3 separate regions of the Homo sapiens genome follow, and regions 1 and 3 are each linked to region 2. The links are chromatin loops, found by intact Hi-C in ENCODE. Cell type or tissue: HCT116. All regions are shown on one strand. Region 1 overlaps RHBDD1 (rhomboid domain containing 1). Region 2 has its middle 6.0 kb from the start of MIR5702. Region 3 overlaps IRS1 (insulin receptor substrate 1).

Region 1 (5,000 bases), 340 kb after region 2:
GATTCTCTTCGAAATAAGTTTTTATGCTTAAAAACATTCTCCTCAGATCAACTCATATTCAAAACAGTGTAGTTTTCAGAGTTGGAAACAAAGCAATTCGGCCATTCTTCAGAGAGTAAGATGGCTTTTGTATCAATAACACTGAGTTGGAAGGATTTAAAATACCCTTAAGAGCTGGCATGATTACAAATCGGGCATTATTGTGGTTTGGGTTGTATTGTTATACCCAAGGTCTTCTTGGTTCTAGAAAGCCGAACCATGCTAGTAGCCAGTGGAATTTAAGGAGACCCACGTGGGAACTTTAGAGTTACGTCTTTGATATCAGCAGAGTCCCACAGAATTGAGAACTTAGACTGGAACTTCTTATTTTTCTGTTTTCAGATAGCAGTGAGCTTCCCACATGTCCATATCCATGAAGAAAAGGGACACTGGGTTTGGGCAGGAAGGGCGGGAATGGTGAGAGGTGCAACCCTGAACACTTGCGGTGTGAGAACCGATGGCCACGTGGGGAAGTGGGAAAAGACTCAGAAGGTTCGCTGTTCTTCATGCTAGCTCAGTGACCTCAGATGTGTCCCTAACACCTTCTGAGCCTCTGTTTCCTCTTCTGCAAAACTGAGATGATTCTATTGGGAGTGAAAGCTAAGTGGAGAAGTGTACCTTGAAAGGGCTTTATAAAGAAGAGTGTGATGATTATTCTTCTCATGACATGAGTTTTCTACTTCAGCATGTGGCATTTCTTTGGTTGGCTCAGCCCTGGTTCTCCTCGAATGCCCTGCAAATGGGTCCAAGGCCGTGTGTGCTGGCTGCTCCTTTTGAGAGCTGGACCTCGGGCATCTTCCTAGTCTGCCCCTTCTAATTCCTCCAGGCAGTTCCCTTCATGGAAATTATTAATCTGCGGGCTTTTTCTTTTGAAGAAACGCTAAAGAAAACACCAGAGGACTCTGTGTTTCCCTCTGGGAGTCTCAGCAGTCTTTCAGCCTCCATGGGTTTCTGCCCTGTGGCCTGGAGTCAGGGTGCCACGTCGAGCTTGCTTCTGACTCTGCCCTCAGCTAGTTCTAACAGAGTTCCCAGGCCATCTGGAATGAGGTGTCAAGTCCTGGCCTGCACTCACAAGTGCAATTAAGACCAGTCTTTTTAAAAACAACTGTTAAAGGCAAAGGAGAATTTGGATCTCATCATATAAAACAGTTTTAAGCAATCAACTACTGGTGATTTGATTCATGAATATGTAATTTCAAAGCATTTACCATTTTGAACAAAGAGAGATTCCTTTACAAATACATATGGCAAAAACGTTTTTTGGGGTGTTTATTTTGGGGTGTTCTAGTCAGGAAGGGTACCAGGGGTTGGGGAGGTATAATTCTCCCATGCTCTCAACAGGAAAGGAGAATCAGTTATGGGGAAGCACTGGGATCTTCATCAGTAGAGAAGCAAAAATATAAAAAAGGGGTTGGCTTTGACTGCTTTTTTGAATTTCTCTTTGACAACGGAAACTTCAGCTGTGGATTGAAAAGACGGACTCCGTTTCCCACTGCTTTCTCTAACATCTTTTCACTATGGTTTTAACAGTTGCCATGTCAGCTTATGCATAGATGGACACATCTTTGAAAAGGTGCCACTCTTGGGCAATGAGCAAGAGGGATCCACTGTTTACTTGCTTTCCCTCCTGGCTTAACTGTGCTTTGCCCACCCTCCCTTCCCAGCCAGGCTAGTGCTGCCAGAACATTTGGGTTCTGCAAATGGGTCCAAGGCCATGTGTGCTGGCTGCTGCTTTTGAGAGCTGGACTGCGGGCACCTTCCCAGTCTGCCTCTTCTAATTCCTCCATGCAGTTCCCTTCATGGGCAATGAGTTGTGTCAGAACCTCACTGGGCAGCATTGGAAGTCATAAGCAGGTGCTGTTGAGTCAAGTCCATATATTTATTGAACAGCTACTGTGTGTTCAGAACTGTCCCAGATGCTGGGGAGAGGGAGATAGGTCAGGGGGTCCCCTACCATTTTAGAGCTTATGATCCTGGTAGGAGAGAACAGAGTGGTGCAGAAATGCCTACACATCTGGCAGGATGTGGTGATGATTGAATGAAGACAAACAAACGGAAGGTGCCGAAAGCTGAAGAGTTTGAATTGGGAAGAGTTCTTCCATTGGTTCTATCGGGGTTGACCTAGCATTACAAGAGTGAGTAAGACTTCTGGTTGATGTAGGTGATGGGAGAGAGCCTTTCAGTGCAAATTACCAAGGTTAGCAGAGCTATAGTAGTGAAAAGGTACAGCCTTTTTGGTCCCCATGCTTAGAAGTAAACCTCTACTTACCCGTATCTATCAGTGATGTGTCTTCCTGGTTTCCTCATGGGGAATATTGAAGCTCTTTCATTACCTTTAGGTTGCTGGTTCCTTGAGATCAAGGACTATGTATTTTTCTCCCTTTATTACTACTCATGATGCCTGGGAGAATGCTTTCTTATGTAGTGATTGAAATTCTTGTATCATTACAAACTGTGTTTTTGGTAAGTTTGCATCCCTAAGAAACTCTTTTCAGTAACGATTTCCACAGTCCTTCATATGATCTTGAAATATGATGCCTACATCTTTGTTTACCTGCCCAGATATTGATCAGTATGGTAACTCTGCTCCAGTGGTTGCTTGTGTGTTTCAATCACGCATGATTCTTATTGGCCACATTGGGGCAGGAGGCGGCACATTAGAGGGAAGAAAAGGAGCACCCAAAGGCTGATCAGAAGAAGCCAAACCAGCCTAGTTGGTGGGGAAGTTAGTAAAGGTGGCAACAAGTTATATATGGGCATAAAAAAAAAAAGACAATAAGCCCTTGAGATACTGTGTAAGCCTAAATGATGCAAATTATGGAGCACGATGGAAGGAAAAATACAAGTGGGAAGATTATCAAGAAGCCTCAAAATGAGTCAAATCAGATTCATGGCTGAACCACTCTAAAAATATTTACTTGACGTTGAAATTTAGTACTGACAGCTGAAGTTGAAAAATCTTTGTTATATTTCTGTTTTGTGTTAAAATGAAGATGACACCCAAGCTATCACTTTGTTCCCTTGGAATCCTAGGGTACACATGCCTTGTCACGTCAGAATGATTGATTTTTCCTTTGGCTTTCTCACTACAGGAAATACCAGAAATAGCCCACCACCCTACGGGTTTCATCTCTCACCAGAAGAAATGAGGAGACAGCGGCTTCACAGATTCGATAGCCAGTGAGGTGGCATCTTGGGAAGACATGGCCTATTCGTGTAATTATTGCCCATTTGGCTCATTCCCCAAGCCCCTAATTCATTTTAATTCATTTTAAACAAAAGCAGAGTACACCGGTATTGCTCCAGATCGCTCACATCACCTGGGACAGTCCCATGGCCCCTATGAGTCAACTCACAGCTTGCGGGGAGTGGGCCTTCTCCTGGCCTTGTTCTTGCTCATAAACAGGTCACTTCCTCCATGAAGAGACCAGTTTCCACGCTCCCATCTCTCACTGCTGACTCAGCGATGCCTCTGCCTCGGTCTGCTTTTGAAGACTGTGACCTTCACCAGGAGGTTTTACTTACACCAGTCGGGAAGATTAGTCCCTCATTCTGCCTGGAGTGCCCCGTGTTTGACTTGGCAGCGGGTGTGGAGCCATCCCCGCGTCCTCCTGGCGCATTGCCACTGTGGCTGTCCAGGAACAGGATGTGGCTGCCTTGGCCGAATGTTGTCCTACTCTCCCCAACCCCGGCGCCTCAGCTCCTCAGCTCCTCGGGCCCCTGCGTCTGGCTGGTGTTTGCAGGGCTTTCGCTCTGCTCTGGTATTGCTCTGCCTTTATAGAAAGTCTTATTGAAGAAGTGTAAGAAAGACCTAAGGTGGGGAAGACTCCTACACACACCATTAGTATCAGTGACACCAGCAATGTAGGTTCCCAGCCCCTTCCCAGTGGCAGCTTGTGTGTCCAGGAGATAGGACATCATTTAACGCATCAGCAAAGTAGCAGCAGATGCCACATACAGAGTAGAGCGAAGGCATTTGGTGGATCGGTCACTAGAGATCTATCTTGCAGAAAGTATGTTTTTCCTCATAAAAGTGCCTCTTAATTGGCCATTGTACCAGCCACTTGTCCTAGCCAAATGTCCAAAACACGCCCTTGGGCCCCGCCACGTTACAATCCACAGATTGTCTGTCTGAGTCGTTTAAGGCATTTCCTGGTGCTTGTGTTCCATGAATAAAAGGACAAAGTCAGAAGATCACTGATGTCTTACTGTCAACAGAGATATTTTAAAAGAGAGAAGCAGGAAAAGATCTTCCTTTTTTGATCTACAACTTATATAGTTTTCTGATTATGCACATAATAGATATGCCTTCCAGATGCATAAGGCAAACATCTGGAAAGAAATATACCCAAATCTTAGCAGGGGTTATCTTTGGGAGTGGAGTACATGGGATTTTGCTTTCTTCATTTTTATAATTTTATATTACTGTCTTGGAAGATGTGTTTATGTGTGTGTGTTACTTTTACAATCAGGAAAACATATTTAATAACATATAGTCAAGAAAACAGACTTAAAAATAAATACTATGTGTCCATTGAGAAAATTCACAATATAAACAGAAATACAAATAAATACATACACAATTTTAAAGTCACCTGTAGCCCTACCCTTAGAGGTACCCAGGGTTAACATTTTGGTGGTATTGTCTTATCAATTTTTCCGTTGATACATTCAGCAAATTTGGAGCACATTGACCATGGAGTTTTGTGTCCAAATCCAATCTGAATTTACCTGGAAGAGGCCTTGACACCTGCATGGAAATGAGCTAAGAAAACCACTGGAGCCTTGGGAGCTCTTTGGCCTCCTGGCTGGCCCAGTAATATCTGAGCTCCTTTGGTTAATTTATAACTGATATAAAACTACATCTTCTTTATAATATAAATTGTACCTGTGAGTCTAGAAGCTTTAAATGTGTTTAAATTAAAATATTCAAGCTAAATGTTACTGCTCTCTCCCAAATT
Region 2 (5,000 bases):
AAGGGCCTTCCTGTTCCGGCAAGCAGGCAGCCGTGTGAACCACCCAGTAAACGTGGAGTGAGTCATCCTGGTGCACTGTAAGCTTCCTTCGCCTTTGTCAATAAGTTCGCTCAGAGGCAGCTGTGGGGAGCATGCAGAACACAGCCCCAGCAGGCTGCAATACTGCGGATTGCTCCCCTAGATTAGCATTTCCGAAATCTATTTCTCCCATCTCTCCAGGCACCACAGATTTCCCCCCAACAAAGTCAGCGTTTACACAGGGAAATGTCACAAACACATTTGTTTGGGAAAGGCATGGGCCATGCATCTCCCTCCAGCTGGGAAGTCGGTTCTGCAAGGGAAGTCTCACTGAGGCTTGCTCTTAAAACATTCAAAATGCCTAAATTTCATGGGATTTTCATTATGTGGTGTACACAAACTATGTTGACTAACATGCACTTGATTAATTGTAGCTGCCCATAAGGGGCAAATCACAATGATTGAGTTCAAATGAAACCAGCTATGTACAAAATTGATTAGAATGAGACAGGAAAGAGATAACACCTTAAAATGTGTTTTGACCTTTAATATTTCAGGCAGTGAGACTGAAATACTACGTTGTACTGAGATGTCCTGGGTCACTGAGAAGGACCTGGAGAGATGTAGGATGGTCAATGATTCCTTGATAGTGGTAAAGATGGAGCATGCTCTCTCTCTTTTCCTTTCCCTTTCTCTCAGTCTCTCTCCCTTTCTTTTTGCCTCTCTCCCCTACTTCTAGGGTATTCCATTTTGCCATGAATGGGTCTAAACTCTAAAAGATCTTTCAGAGCATGATCCAGTAGAGATGGCAGACTTGACATCATTCTTCATAACCATTCTTCATAACCTGTTCCAGGACCCCACCTACAATGGTGCTTAAACCAGAGTTAGAATGACTGACATTAAGTTTTAAGCATCCATTTTGCCTGCTCAAAAAGAGTTGCCACTAGCCATTCATGTTTTATTACAGCGAGACAATCTATTTAGGTAAGAGACAGTATGCTGGTATAGTATTTTGGGACAACTGTGAGTTTTGAGTCAAATGACACTGTTTGGGCCTGAACTGTTCTGTTTTCTAGATTTACCACCTGGAGAAGTCATCTGACTTCACTGTGCCTCAGTTTCCTCATCTTAGAATGGGGATAATAATAATGCCTGCCTCACAGAATTGCTATGAGGATTAAATGAGATGACCTAGCTAATTTTACTTAGTCTTACCCAGTGCCCAATAAATGTAATTAGTAGTACTACTACCACTACTACCATCACTACTACTACAAACACTAATAAACTAAATAGCCATTGAACTCATTATTTTAATTGAAGGTCTAATAAACCAGGCTTGGCTGAGCTAAAAGCATATTGTCACCCCTTAAAAACGTATAGCCTCTCTCTTCTGCCAAACTGAAACTAGGCTTCTTAGAGGAAGATGTTTTTGATAAAGGATGAAGGTGATTTGTCAGTTGAAGAGTAGTATCATTTTGCAATCATAGTAGAAAATATTTCAAAAACATGCAAGGTTATAGGAGAGTAAAGCTACCAGATTTCTCCAAAAAATTGTTGATCGTTGCAATTGATACATAGTTACTAAAAATTCACATTTAAAACACATTTAAGTTTCAACTAAACAAATCAGGTGAAGCAAACGAAAACATTAATTTGTATTACACTAAAATATCTGCCAGATTTGTGCACTAACTGGATTAGGCTTATAATTAGAGGAAATTCCAGGCTATGTATTCCTTCACTCAGTATGAAGCTATCTAAAAAACAAATACACTTGAAAATCCATTTTTACAAGTCAGGTGGCAGCCGCTTGCACATCTCAATCAGTCAATAAGAAAACATTTTAAACTGAGCTACTCTGAAGAAGCTCAGACATTCTTTAAGTTAAGACACATCTCATTTCCCAGCCACAATCTGCATCCCTAAGACAGATGCAGTTTTGATCCCAGCAGTTCCATGAAAGAAACACTTCCACAAAGTCAAGAAAACCCAAAGTTCAGCAAGATTTTGGCAGTGTGGCCAGAAATTTAAAAATAATTCTGGTTAATATACCCAAAGTTTTTACCAGTGGTCTTGGTGAGCATGGTCCATTTTCAGCTCAGTCAGATCTTTGGGAAACTGAACCACAGAAATAACATTGATCCTGAGTAACTCAGACACATCCCGTGGTTTTGTGCTTCAAAGGTAGCCACAAATTCTTAAGATATGATTCATAGTCATCAAAATCTATGAATCTCCTGTGAAATTGTTCTTTCACTTCCACTAAACAGCTCTGTAATTCTTCAAATCTGTGACGCCATTGAGGTCAAGGAAGTTCAACAGTAAATTATGAATGCAGTAGGAAATGAGAGTAGTTATTAACTGCTCGACCAGTTGGCCAGTTAGAACCTGCGTTTCCTTGAACAAGGAAAAGAGAGAAGTCAGGGTTCATGGAAGAGCTACTGAAACAGATATTCAAAGCCCACGGACTTATGTCATCCAGGATTCTATGCCAAAATTTGAAAATCCTATCAAACAACCTAAGTCTATACATATGCCAGTCAGGAGAATTTAGGAGCTAGGCTACATCAGAAAAAATTCTAGGGGGAAGAAACCTATTGATTCTGCCAGAAGAAATACTCTATTAATTCTTTACTCCAAAGCTGGGAACCATAAAAATGCTCAGGGAACCTATATAAGGAATGCCACTCCAGGCATTCCTTATCAGTTAGCTTTTACTATATAAGAAACCACTACAAAACATAGTTGCTTAAAATGGTAGCCATTTATTTAGCTCACAGTTCTTCAGGTTGGTTATAGAACTGTGATCTCTGATCCTCTGGACAGTTCTTCTGGTTTTAGCTGGATTTGTAAATAGGTCTGTGGTTGGCTGCTAAGCCAGTTGAGGTAGGCTGGTCTAGAAGAGTATCAGCTACAATGGCTAGTCTTTATTCCACAAAATCTTTCATCCTCCATAGGTTAGCCAGGGCTTGTTCATAAATTATCTGAGCAGTGTTCCAAAAGGGAGCAAGAAAGGTAGGTGCAAGGCCTCTTGGAATCTATGTTCAAAACTAGCACACTGCCATTTCCACCGCATTCCATTGCCAAAGCAAGTTACAGAGTCAGCCTAGATTCAAGAAGTGGGGAAATCACTTCCACCTATTGATAAGAGGAGTTTCAGAGTCAAATCCAGGCATAAAAAATTGTGGCCACTTTTGCAATCCACCAAAACCCTCTCTCCCACATGCTCCTTAATGCCCCACTAGCTAAACCAACAAGACAGATCATAGTCAGCACTGACTGAGTGCAGCATTTCTGTTTAAGACAAATCAGAGCAACAGCAAGAATGCCTGATGTTCCTTCATGGCAGCCTTCCCACTATTGGGTACTCTCAAGATGGGAGATAATCCTATTTGCCTGAGTAGTAGATAGCTACTACTTCCCAGAGTAGTAGACAGCTGTCCCAAGTAACTGACTGTAGTAAAGCTCAGCTTTATGTCTCTGGGCAAATAACTGGGAGTGGAGGCATGAAGGAAAGCGTAGTTGGAATACCCTGAGCTGAGAGAGCCAGAGGAAAAACACAGGTATCCTGATAAATGAGTACTCGTGCTCCTCTGGGAAACTGGGATTTTCTTTTATGCTTGGTGTAAACTAAAACTACTGTGATAGTTCATTTTACGTGCCAACTTGACTGGGCCATGACATACCTAGATATCTGGTCTAACATTATCCTCAGCATATCAGTGAGGGTGTCTTGGGATGACTTTAACATCTAAAGCAGTGTGCCCTCCCTAACATGTATGGGGCTCATCCAATCCATCGAAGACTTGAATAGAACAAAAGATTAACTCCCCCAAATACCAGGGAACTCCTCTTGCCAGATTGCCTTTGAACTGGGACATTGGTTACTTCCTGCCTTTTGACTCAAAGTGAAGCATCAGCTCTTTCTGGGTCTGAAGCCTGCCAGCCTTCAGACTGGAATCACACCATTGTCTCTTCTGGATCTCCAGCTGCTTGCCAACTTACAGATCTTGGGATTTGGCATTCTCCATAATCATGAGCCAATTCCTTACAATAAATACACACACACACACACACACACACACAACATCCTACTGATTCTGTTTCTCTGAAGAACTCTAATACAACTACTTATTTGGATATTGTGCCAGGCAAAAGGGCAAAGGAATATTTGATGCCTGGTAAAGGTAAATGGCTGGTTTGTACTCAGGTTTGCCATCCCTTGTTTCTTTCCCTGTTAGCAAATAATCCCAGTCGTCCTGGGAAGAATATAAAACTTGAACTAATAACTCTCTAGTGTTGCTGTTGGTCTTGTTATACTATTGTCACTACAGTTGCCCCTTTTTGTTTGTTTTGGCTGTTTGTGCTTTGTTTTGCTTTTGCCTAAAATGGTTAAACACCTCGAGTTCAACTGTGAGATGTGCACCTGTGCTATCTATCAACAAACACTCTCAATGTGGAACTTCTCTGGGAATCTTCCAGAAATCCAGTCCACAAGATCCAGTGTGCAAAGAAGCTCTGTCATTGGAACCTGATAGCAGAAATGCTAGGAGTAAACTCATGGTGACCAATCAGTTTGTCCAGTTTGCTCAAGTACCTCTTGCAATGACTAGAAAGTTTGCACAGGTACCAGAGAAATACATTACTAGAGAAAGACATTTCAGTGGTGGGCTTTGGTTTGTTATTGTGTTGGCTTTGCGACTTTTCAACCTGGATCAATTGAACTACAATCCCCAGAATTCTCTTTCTAGTCTGTTTCTGGCTAGCATGGCCTACAAAGAATATCCTTTCCTGGAAGGAGGATGGAAAGGGGGCAGCAGCCATATTATAGCATGTACCTACCTTCTCCTAGTGATTCAGCAAACTCTTATCCAGGTGCCAGTGTGAAGGGATCTTGCAGGTGTAATTAAGTTCCCTACTCAGTTGACTTTAAGTTAATTAATAGGGAAGTCCTGTTGATCAAGATGGAAGTCCTT
Region 3 (5,000 bases), 100 kb after region 2:
AACAGCGTTAATATGCATTATTTCATTTCATTCTCGCCACGATCCTGAGACTGCATTATCATTCCTGTTTTAAACACAAGAAAACCGAGGTTTAGAAAAGATGAGTAAATAAATTCCTCAAGATCTCAAACTAGTAAAGGGACAATTAGGATTCAAAATCCATGCTATTAACCAAAAATTTATAGACAATGCTATAAAAAGCATGGGTGGAAGTACTGTCAAATCTTTCATCTAAATAGAGTCCACTGGAATATACAAAGTTATTTTTATAAAAGGAAACAGGGTAAGCTTTGTGTTTACAAAGGTAATGAGAAATTACATACTGAAATGCCATTCTGTTAAATCTAAACTAAATCAGCTAAAACAACATTTCACTTAATAGGCACTTGGATATCAGAAATACCTTCACTTCTAGAAAACAGCTTGCAAAAGAGATTGTCATTATAAAAGCACGTTTTTATCTCTTATTATATGTCCTCCTATAAAAACACTAAAATGAAATCTCATTTCCAGAAGAGTCTAGACAGTGGTAGACACAACAAACTGGGTGTGACTAATATTTTGACAAACACAAACAGCCAAAAGGTAAAGCGTGAGGCCTGACATTTATTGATCCCATAAAATAGAAACCCTTTTAGCTCTCCTGCCACACTGCATGACCTGGTAGGCATGGGGATATTTTTATTCAACAGCTTTCCTTCGGTCCTTCCATCCTTTTTTAGAAAGCCAAAATAAAAACCAGAAAAGGCATACTTATAAAGTCATAAGCCATATGCTATAACAGGTAAATAAAAGTCCTTTGACGTTAGAAGCCACGAAAGAACAGAAGATTAAAAAGTAAATCATAAACAGCTGCATCTCGCCTCCCAGTGTTTACATTCTTAGACATCCACTTTTTAAAAATATTCCCTCTGTAGATCAAAACATGCTGTACTTTGAGAAGGGGAAAACAATGACGTTAACGTTAAAATATTGTACAGTTTACATATAAACAGAGCTAAGTTTATGCACATCATTCTAGTTGGCAGTAACTCATCTGAATGGCTCAAACTGAGAGCTATAATTAAGTGTGTTAATTATCTGTGTACACAAAAATCTAAAATATATATGTTCCTTATTATAGAGCATAGAATACAACTGGTTTAACAAATCAAAATAATCCAAAAAGCTTTTTCAAGTTAAACTTGGGTGCTCTGAAGCTGGATGAAACTAGGTTCAATTACTGGGGGAAGTCTGTTTCTTCATCCCATCCTTCCCCTCCCCACAACTTTGTATTCCTTTCCCTCAGTACCTTTTCTCTTTCAATTAGTGCCACCCACAAATACTGCTCAGCTCATTACTGACACTCAGGCTTTAAAAACTGGGTGGCCCCATACCAAGAACCATTTTTAAAATTACTGCCTTCAAGCATTAAAATGCTAATCCAACAGAAAGCAAAGCTTAAGAGCATGGAGCTCCTCCTCCCAAAAACATACATGTATATGGGAGAGAAGCACGGATGAGCCACATGTTTAAAATTCTAGTTTGTAACATATTCAAGAGATAAGCAGTTGGCAGAAAGCTTTCAAAACACAATGCCCATTCACAGACTTTATGCACTCACTTTCAGCCTTATAAAGGGAAATACTTCATTCTAAGAAGGATCTAAGTTTTAACATAATACAGGCCAACTTCCATCAGAAGCAGCAAATTAATATCAGTGGTAAGAAGGCTAGTAAGTTCAGGCAGATACAAGATTTAGGGGCCCTGAATTATCATTAAGAAAGCATTTATCTTATACCCGCATGTCTAAGGTACAAGCCAAGGTGAGTCACCAACTCATCTGACTGAAAGTTCTGTTGCTAAAATCTGGTATCGCTGACCTCACTGAATCAAAACATATATGCTCCTTTGAAGGTGGTGAAACATCCCTAGTCAGTGAATCACCATCTCTCAAAAATCTCCAAGGATTATAGGTAAACATGAGCCCTGCCACTACAAGTCAAAGTCTTGATATCCAAAGAACTGGCTCTGGTGTTAATGCATGCCCAAGGTTTAATGAGGATGAAGAAAAGAAAAAAAACAAACTAACATATTTTCCCTTTAGAACACAACTAGGACACATGGTTTTTTAAATCAGATGACTTATTGATCAATTATAATATGCTTATTGATGCAGAACAATAGCAACGTGACCTAAGGCTCAGGGATTCAATCCACAACTGGGATAGGTTATAAGGAAGAACAGAATTGTCTCCTTTAAAATACAATGGCTCTGGCTGGGCGAGGTGGCTCACGCCTGTAAGCCCAGAACTCTGGGAGGCCCAGGTGGGTGGATCACAAGGTCAAGATATAGAGACCATCCTGGCCAACATGATGAAACCCCGTCTCTACTAAAAATACAAAAATTAGCTGGGCACGATGGCGTGCGCCTGTGGTCCCAGCTACTCGGGAGGCTGAGACAGGAGAATCACGTGAACCCAGGAGGTGGAGGTTGCAGTGAGCTGAAATCACGCCACTGCACTCCAGCCTGGTGACAGAGTGAGACTCCGTCTAATAAATAAATAAATAAATAAATAAATAAATAAATAAATAAATAAAATACAATGGCTGCTTTCCCTAACAGGCTGTATGTAGCCAAAGAGAGGCCTAACTGCTTATGTGCTTGCTTCCAATGACAAAGTGCGTGTGTAAGAAGCACAGATATACTTGACTGTTTATAAACTACTGCAATTAATAATTTATGACAACGACTGCAAGTCATACAACATCTGAGGGTACCTATAATACACTAAGCAAGAAGCTTTCACTACTAGAGGATGGTACGGTTTGAACTCTCCTGGAGCCCTGGTTCTGGGCATTCAGTAGGCCAGCAGTTCCCAAACATGTTCTACAGAACATGAGCTCCATGAGAAACAGTCTTGTGAGGCTGAGGCACAGTGGCTCACAACTGTGATCTTGGCACTTTGGGAGGCTGAGGTGGGCAGATCACCTGAGGTGAGGGGTTCGAGACCAGCCTGACCAACATGGTAAAAACCAATCTCTACTAAAAAATACAAAAATTAGCCAGGCATGGTGGGGTGTGCCTGTAGTCCCAGCTACTCAGGAGGCTGAGGCAAGAAAATTGCTTGAACCCGAAAGTGGAGGTTGCAGTGAGCCAAGGAAAGAAATAGAGTCTTGTGTCCAAAGACATTTAGGAAATATCTCCCTCCTGACATCTCTCATCTCATATTAGAGCTTGATATTTTGTTTAACCATGTGTTTCCTACACTTATAATCTGAAAATATGTAGTTTTCATTTCATATCTGTGCTAACTACTCTAACATCTTGTAAAATACATTTTGAGAAATACTGCATTAAAATTTTCCCTCAAAAAGCCTTTTCCCTTGAACTTTGCTATTCACAAAGCATTCTGATAAAATATTCAACAAAAGATACATAGGCATAAGCAAAAGAAACATATTTTAGAATAGAAAAGTTGATTTAAAAATTAACAACAAAATGTTTTATTTAAGAATATCACATTTGTGTTTTTAGCCCTAAATTTCTAATATGGTTTGTAGTTAATAAGAAAAATACTAACATATCAATAATTTACAATTTGCCAAAACATTTATGTGTCAAAAGAATTCTTTGCTTCTCTGATTTTGAAGGAAAAGAAAATGAGAGAGGCAGAGACAAAAAAATGGATTAAAAAGTGGAGAGACAGCTTCTTCCCCTAATTATTCACAGATTCCATTTGAATTCAGAAAACGATTCTTCACATTTCAGGACTCATGTATGAAGGTTGTTTTATTTTTACTTCATGGAATTGGTGGATGAATGTTATATAAATTATTACTGCACAAATAATTTTAAATAATACTTGAAGAATGAGACAAAAATAATATTTTAAATTTCTAGAACAGCAGCTATATCATTAGTCTACTACCATGACCACTACCATGACCAAACACGTGATGAGTAAGTCTAAAATCATAAAAACACCATAAGTGAAAATCGAATACCTTTATTTTCTAAAACATTAAGCAGAATGTCATATTACCTTTTAGCCTAAATACTTTCCCAATATACAGTTGAATATCAGGAAAATGTAAAATTTGAATGCCTAAATATAAATATTTAGACTTGGGTAGAAATTTTCCTCTTATTAGAGGGTTAAACTTTGATATAATATAGAAATAATTATAATGAATCAGACAATTACTTTGATCCCCTTCTTGGTTTCCAAGAGGCTGTGATGATACACAATATTTTCTAAGATATCTCTATGTGCCTCAAGTATCTACTGCTAGAAATGTGGAAATGAAACATAAAAGGCATCATGTTTACAGGGAGTTTAAAAAAAAAAGGTGTCAGTGAAGGGATGAGGTTAAATGATTGGATGCTAATGGAAACCACCTCCAAATTAGCCAGACAGGACACACCCAACCTACCCTTCCTAAAATATCCAAGGAAGTGAAATTTGTGATGCTCTACAGATAGATACAGGTACTGTCTTTCAAGACCTTCTTGTAAATTCCTTTAGCAAAGATGCTCATTGCACATTACAAATTATTTTGCCCAGTAACTGTGGAATAAGTGGTTGTGTGATTATACATTCACTTCTATTTGTGTCCAGAGTATGACTCATAGAGGCCCAATGGGGGATAATGAAAAAATCGGCTCTAATATCCAAAACTGCCTGTGTCCGGGGCTGGTGCAAGGGATTACACAAGCCTCAAAACACAAATAAAAGTCACAAACTAGCAAGTAATATTCATTAGGCACCCATGTGGTTTTGAAAGACAATTCCAAATGCTTTCTTATATAAATGTGAGATATGGTTGCTAGATTTTTACAATGCCATGCTGGAAAATGGAAAAATTCTCTCTACAAAGGAAAACGTTTAGTCTGGAGAAAATGTTTACAGAGGTTTGCAGCAAATAAACTTCTAAATATAGTACCAGCACTTAATAAAGGGTCAAATAAGCTCTGGGTTCTTGAGCCTGAAGTTTTCAAGGATTTTGACACAGCCCCA

Evidence for each region. Hi-C counts contacts between places; a loop is a spot of excess contacts. Peaks named below come from ENCODE experiments on the same cell type or tissue, not always from the same donor. Only the 100,000 strongest peaks of a DNase experiment are listed, where the experiment ranks them.
Region 1: it touches region 2 in a loop (8-fold over the local background); 3 of 110 quality-filtered maps call a loop at or near these places.
Region 3: it touches region 2 in a loop (5-fold over the local background); 3 of 110 quality-filtered maps call a loop at or near these places.

The regions. Positions count from the first base shown.
Region 1 is chr2:226,992,300-226,997,299 of GRCh38, forward strand. RHBDD1 (rhomboid domain containing 1) reads left to right here. Exons shown (of 9, transcript NM_001167608.3): 9 at 3,132-5,000. The coding sequence ends at 3,223. It also overlaps a transcript of COL4A4 not described here. Among named protein-coding and RNA genes, the nearest start is that of RHBDD1, 160 kb to the left of the region's middle. RefSeq lists enhancers at 2,779-3,978, 3,158-3,659. In HCT116, a CTCF peak has its summit at 2,681; DNase peaks (open chromatin) are centred at 2,692 and 3,532; H3K4me3 peaks cover 1,334 bases; H3K27ac peaks cover 3,107 bases.
Region 2 is chr2:226,650,312-226,655,311 of GRCh38, forward strand. No RefSeq gene overlaps it. Among named protein-coding and RNA genes, the nearest start is that of MIR5702, 6.0 kb to the right of the region's middle. RefSeq lists enhancers at 1-715, 1-116 and a silencer at 73-162. In HCT116, no CTCF peak of the experiment used is centred here; a DNase peak (open chromatin) is centred at 2,280; H3K4me3 peaks cover 837 bases; H3K27ac peaks cover 5,000 bases.
Region 3 is chr2:226,754,426-226,759,425 of GRCh38, forward strand. All of the region lies in intron 1 of IRS1 (insulin receptor substrate 1), which reads right to left. Among named protein-coding and RNA genes, the nearest start is that of IRS1, 43 kb to the right of the region's middle. In HCT116, no CTCF peak of the experiment used is centred here; DNase peaks (open chromatin) are centred at 1,886 and 4,606; H3K4me3 peaks cover 1,863 bases; H3K27ac peaks cover 5,000 bases.